2 separate regions of the Mus musculus genome follow, and region 2 is linked to region 1. The links are chromatin contacts, found by Hi-C or POLR2A ChIA-PET in ENCODE. All regions are on one chromosome and are shown on one strand. Each heading gives the region's core, a stretch centred on a gene start or an enhancer-like site at or near the end of the contact. The rest is flanking DNA. Distances are from core to core; before and after follow the strand shown.

What was found. A loop is a pair of places that touch in the nucleus more often than their neighbours do. ChIA-PET counts read pairs that join two places held with the same protein, here RNA polymerase II (POLR2A).
Region 2: a loop to region 1 is called in a map of heart, with 2.0 times the contacts of the local background. The contact joins the enhancer-like site here to the promoter of Irx3os in region 1. A Hi-C loop is called at or near these places in 4 of 37 maps with a recorded cell type or tissue (all heart). POLR2A ChIA-PET finds 5 or more read pairs at or near these places in 1 of 5 experiments (embryonic stem cell).

The regions. Positions count from the first base shown.
Region 1 is chr8:91,801,852-91,804,948 of GRCm38, forward strand. Irx3os (a long non-coding RNA gene) reads left to right here and starts at 1,485. Exons shown (of 4, transcript XR_003947581.1): 1 at 1,485-1,869; 2 at 1,962-2,992.
Region 2 is chr8:91,853,114-91,856,344 of GRCm38, forward strand. All of the region lies in intron 3 of Irx3os (a long non-coding RNA gene), which reads left to right. Among named protein-coding and RNA genes, the nearest start is that of Gm39223, 39 kb to the left of the region's middle. Within about 2 kb of position 1,443, at least 1 of the 3 ENCODE cell types and tissues checked has a DNase peak (open chromatin) inside an H3K27ac peak, as active enhancers do; it is heart, where a contact is called at or near this core.

The DNA.
Region 1 (3,097 bases), core at 235-2,734:
CTCTTCCCCTCTTCCCCGGTCTCCGCACCCTGAGCTAAGGCGGCTTAAAGTTGAAGACACTTAGAACGCTGTGCGGGGGGTGTGTGTCCGCGTCAGTGTCTGTGTGTCCGTCCCCGCCCTTCCACCCCCTCCTTCACCCTTCCCCAAATCTCGAGTCTGACGTCGCGCCCTCTTATTCGACTTTTCCCTGCGTCTCCTCCTGGAGTCGCCAATCACCCGGGAGCCTTCTGGGCGAGGCGGCCCTCCCCCGCGAGTACAGAGCGCCGGGCGGGGCGGGGCGGGACTGGACTCAGTCTCTTCCCGCCCCCTCCTGCCCGCACTCGGAGGGGAGAGCCGAGACCACGAGTGGCGGCTTAGTACAGGGTCACCTAGCCCCTCAGGTCTTCCAACTCCTCAATTCTCAGCCCCCTTCGAAGCTGTAGTTCCGGGTTGGGACAGGACCCTGGACCAAGGCAGGCTTCCGGGGCTTCCCGCCCTCCCCCCCCCCCCCCCGTGGCTCCCTTTGCACTTTTCAGCTCTGGTCCCTAGGTCGTTCTCCAAAGCCTAAGCCTGCAGCTAAAAGAGTGAACGTGCTGCCTGGGAGTTGGGAGTGCTGCCTCTCCGAGCTTTAAAAGACCTATTCTGTGCTGGGTGGGGGGAGGGCGGGGGAACCCCGCAGTTTGCTACATTTACACCTCCAGGGTACCTTGTTGAGAATCCTCACAAGAAATAGTGAGTTTGGCGCCTAGGTGGTCTGGTGGAACAAGCAAGGAGTTGGTGGAGCTCCTGGCTATGGAGTGGGGGAGGAGCAGAGAAACTTAGAGCCTAGGCTCTGGGAACTTTCCGAAAGCTCTTCCGAGAAGTTTCTATGTTGGTGTGATTTTTTTTTTTTTAATTGCGACCATTCATTTCACTATCCCCCTCCCCTTTCCGCTCTCTGGTCCCCAGACCCAGCGTTTTTCTTTTGGCGAGAATTCCCCCAGAGCCGTAGAGAGTGTGCATTGTGGGGGCGGGGAGCAAGACTTTGGTTTTATGGTAGGATATTTCCTAAATCTAACTTGAAATGTGAGTGTCCAAGTGCCCACCGTCACGGATTAGTGTGTGCAGTGGAAAGTCATACTGAAATTCCCGGGATAGCTGGAGCTCCCAGATAAGGCTGTAGCGGCGACCCACGCGCGGGCCAGGCCTGCTGTGGGCCTGCGGACTGAACAACTCCCCGGCTGCGATTCTTCAGTAGAGTGAAGAGCCCTAGCTTAGAGGCAGAAAAACCACCCCAAGGGCCTCCGACTGAACTAAGAATCAAACCGGAACTCGCCAGCTTGGAGGAATCTAAGGGTCCCGGGCTGGCCGGGCTCTAGTGTGAATACAGTTAGGGAATGGATTTCTTTCTCCCTGGCCCTGGCCTCCAGTTTTGACCCCCATGTCCCACCTCTGGCTGCATTCCACTGACCTTAGGCTCCAGGAGGTACTAACTCAGAAAATTAGTGGGAGAAACACAAACAGAAGTTTGGGGAGCTACCAAGTCTAGGGTTCGATGTCAGCATGTGGGGTCTTCCTAAATTGAATCTGTGCAGCTTCTCTGTGGTCTCCTGGTCTCCTTGCCTGGTGCTGGAGGTTGGCTTTAAGGTGAGCCTGGACAGAGGAGGCATAGTAGGATCAGCTCAGGCCTTCGAATGGCTTCCCCGCAGCCTGATTCCGTTTCTGGTTAAACCTGTCACAGGAAGCCAGGGCTCACCTGCTCAAGCAAAGGTCTTAGGGTTGTAGAATAGAGGTGACATTATTTTCCAGGATCTTTCCTGTGTATAGGATGGTGAGTCTTTTAAGACAGCCGGGACGACCTACCTACACAGAACTGGACCAGACCAATGGGCGACAGAGCCAGATTGCAAGGTGGGCGAAGGGGTTTCGCTGTACATGTCTGGGCAAAACCACGAGTATTTCATTCCTTTTTGTTTGTTTGTTTGTTTTGTTTTGTTTTTCAGAAGGGAAAGAAAAACAAAACGCAACACCACACAACAACACCACACAAGAGCCTCTGAGATGCTCCTTCCTTCCTTACTGCATTAACCAGCTATCGACCTGGTTGTGTCCGATTGCGATGATGGGCTGAGAGAAAGAACACCGGAAGAGCCAGGCTGTTCTCAGGAAGGACTCACGCCGGCCACGGGGCCGCCCCTGGCCCAGAGGGTGAACCTCTAGACCCAGGCATGAACCTAAGAACCTCGCTTAATTAGATTCCTCCAGGCATCCCAGGCCTGGAGTAGAAACAGCTACCAGTTACCCCGTGACCAACTGGGAAGAGCTTTGGTCTGGCCCTGAAATCAGCAACCCACGCCGGGACCCAGTATCCCAAGCGACTGGAGTCACTGCATGGCTCTGATTCCTCAACAAGACCAGGCCAGTGGAACTCAGCTCTTAGACTAAACTCGCGAGTCCGCGGAGAGCTGAAGCTTTTCATGGGATTTTTAATCCAGGAGATTAGGTCAGACAGACAGATTCGCACAGAGAGTGAGGAGAAGCAGGTGCATCGGGAGTTGATTGGGGAAAGACCTGAGCGCAACAGCAGGAGACCAGCAGGAGCTTCTCCCTCACCCCCTCTTTCTCCCAACAGGCACAGTGCACAAAGCGCTCGCCGCGGACGCTCTGTGGTCTGGGATCAGGGCGCCAGGAGCATACAGAAAAGGTGTACGCCGAGGACACGTGGCGCACGAAGCTGTGCGCGCTGGAGGACAACTACAAGGGGTGCCCTATGTGTAGCCAGAGGCCCACCAGCTTCGGGGTCGGACACTCCGAACCACCAGCCCCCATCTCTTCCCTCCCCTGGTCCAGCTCCCCGATGTGCCCGTGCCCCCCGTCGTTGGGAGCTTCTGCAGCTGTGTCTCCCAGCTCGGACAGAGTTCACTCCTTTCCTCCCAAGGCTCAGAGTCCCCCAGAGGCGGTGCGGGCTGGCTATCCTTCAGCTTCTTGCAGAGGCTGCTGCGTACGCTCCCCCCCCCCCCAGCTGGGGTTACAGGTTAATGAAACGCTCGTTTTCCTCAGTCATTTGTTTTGTTTTCCTGCAAAGTTCTGATAAGTAGCTAACCAACGAAGCTTGTAATTACAATCTTACAGAAACCGG
Region 2 (3,231 bases), core at 193-2,692, 51 kb after region 1:
CCATCAACCCCCCCCCAAAGAATTTTCAACTGGTTTCAACCCCAGAATGAAACCCCATGTCTATCAGTAGCCCGTTCCCTGCAGTCTCTCAGTCCCTCTGTCACTGACCCCCATTCTACTCTGGCTCTCTAGCTGAACCTTTCTGGACAAGCAAGTAGGCCCATTCTACTTTGGTGACTGGCTTTTTCTGCATGGATGACATTTTTAGCTGGCCTGTCTACAGCATGCACCAGAGTTTCCTTGGTCTCCATGGGTGACTAAGATCTTGTGGAGGAAACACACCTGTGTCTTCAGGCACCAAGAGCTAGACAGCTGGATTGTTTCCACTTTTTTGGCTTATGAACATTGTTGCTGTTAGTGTTTGTGTGTCCATTTTCCTGGGACATAGTTTCAGCTCTCTTTTGGCTTGTCTCCAGAAGAGGAATTGCTGGGACCTGTGTCCACCCTATTGAAAGTTAGAGTGACTTCTGGACGGTTACAGAGCAGCTGTGCCATTTTGCACTCTCCCTGGCAGTGTGCGAGGGAGCCATTTCTCTGTGTCCTCTCTAACATTTGTCATGACTTATCTTTGATTGTCGCCAATCTAGCCAGAGTGAAGTAGAGTGCCCGAGATACACAGAAGCAATCCTCAGGGAGTCGCTGTGTGTGTGTGTGTGTGTGTGTGTGTGTGTGTGTGTGTGTGTGTGTGTGTGTGTAGCAGCTGGGCTGTGGAATGTTCTAGGTCCTGTCCTTGGGAAGCATGGTTGTAGATCCAATAAGTATTGTTTAGAGGAGCTTTTCAGGATCCTGGGGTAAGGAACTGCTGGCCTGAAGCCCCAGTACCCAGTGTTAAGCTGACACTGTACACATTGATAACTGAGTGTTGAATGGGTGATTGATGGAATCAGTGAATGGAGGTGTCAGTCACTGAGGACTGGGGCAGCAAGGATGGATTTGGAGACAGGCTACTGCTGTGTGCCTTCCAGGAGAATGATGGTTCCCTTGGGGCCGGGTCTTTCGTTTCTTTGTGGGTCTGGAAAGATCTGAGGATTCTTTCCTTTGTGCATAGAAGCAGAGGGGAGAGTGGGAGGGCCACCCTTAGCATGGAGACTTCAGGCTAACTGGTGAGGGAAGCAACCCCACGATGGCTGACCTGCAGAGCCTCCAGCTGCACCCCATGCTGCTCACCTGTTACCCTTGACCTTCGATCTCAGAGTCTCTCCTGCTTATTCTCTCCTCTCTGCACATATCACCATGACAGTTGCTCTTTTTAATCGAAGGGGCAGCCACTGCCTGTGAGCCTTCGGGAGTAGGGGCTGGGGGGTAGGGGGGACAACTGCACTTTCTGTGCAGGGGCAGGGGAGATGCCAGGCTAGAAGTATGAGGCCTCTGGTGATGTTTTATCCTGAGACGAGGAACGTTCTGGACAGCTGGCAGAACATGCCATCTAGTAAGGACAATGCAGCTTCCAGCTCTGAGTATTTCAGGCATGTTGGCTTCTGCCCATGGCAACCGCTGGAGTTCTGATACTAGAGGTACAGAGCCCAAAATACTTTTGGTTGGCCTTCCCAGACACCTTTTTGGCTAGGAATGACCACTTGATCTAGTTCTGGCCAATGAGATGTAATGAGAGATATACTCCCTGCTCCCTCCCCCCCTTTTATTTTACCAGGATAGGTCTGGGAATACAACTGCTTTAAGCAGCAGTTACTGCAATTGCAGAACCACCCTACAACAGCAAGCAGAAGTGCACAGCTATGTCGGGCCACTGAGATAAACCTGGAAAGCCTAGACCTGACACGCTGTTGCTTGAGAAAAATATACCCAAGATCCTTTGCTTCTCAATAAGTGGGATTATTTGCAGCTGACCCTGATGAACTTTCTGATTAGTCCTCATCACTGCCCCAGGGAGCTGCTTCTATTTCTGCTCAGAAAGGTTAAGGTACTAGCTCCAAGCCACACAGCTAGAAGATGATGACTGCTCAAGAGGGAATTTAACCAAGATCCGTCCATCTCCCAACGCTTCCACCTGCTGTTCTAAACCTCTTCTACAGCTGGATAGATGGAGCTTCTGTCAGGAAGAGAAAACCTATCTGGGCCTTCCTAGTCTGAAAGCACACCTTGGCTCTCTTGGGCGGCTGAGCTGTCCAAGTTGGGTCAGTTTTGGAGTTCCCGTGGTACAGGTTCACAGCTGGTGGGCAGGAAGGGACAAAGGACAGAAAAGGCAGTGGACTTGGAATGAAAAGCCTGGTCTGTCTTGTTCTGGGCTCGTGGCAGAACCTTTGTGAGCTTTGAGTCTTCATTTTCAAAATGTTACGGAACTCAATAGACAGAAAACCTGTCCCAAGCCTTCTTGTGCCAAGAAGGGAGTGCGCTGGGTTTTAGTGATTAAAGCTGAATCACTAAGCCAAGGGTGAACCTTGCTTCTGGCAGACAACATGGGCATCCTCCTGCCTCTCATCTCACTATCTGCTTGACCTTGCTCTCCTTGTAGCTCATACTGATGTGGTGTGGTGTCCTGAAAGTAAGCCCCAGCAGTAGTAAATGCCAGGAGCTCTAAACAGCTTGTCTTGTCACATGACTGCTCCCCAAGCTGGAGGCCAAGCCAGTCTCTCTGTGTCTCCTTTCAAAGTAAGAACGGGGTGGAGTTTGCCTGGAACAGGATGGGTCCAGTTGTCAGAAGTGGGGAGTAGATACTGGGTAGAAAAAACAACAACACAAGTGGCATCCCCTCTGTCACCTCAAGGGCCACCTGCTGAGTTATGGCCTTCTGTGTGAGCGATGTGTTCTGTTAGATTGGTAGACCATTAGCTAACATGACCAGGCCTCTTCCCAAGGCTTGGCACCATCCTCTCAGAGGCCTTTGAACCTGTCCCTTACGTCAATGGCACACTGCAGGAGCAGGCCTGTCTGGACCGCGCAGCTCCTATCCATCACCGCAGCCTTTGTTCCCAACCTGAAGATTACAGTGTGGCCCGAGACGAAGCTCTAATCCCATTACTCATTCATCAGCAGGCGATGAGAACCCACCATGGATCGAACGCAGCCAGGGGAGCTGCGGAGGCCTCCTCTACCACTGTGAAGCCGGGCTTAACTCGGGCACAATAGGTGTGTAATTTAAGGTTTTGTTGAGCCGAAATCCAATCACATACTTGAATGGTGGATCACAGAGCCTTGCCGGCTAAGAGAATGAGACAATTCCACCTCCCACAAACACTGGGACGTGGTTTTGACTTAACAACACATGTGTGA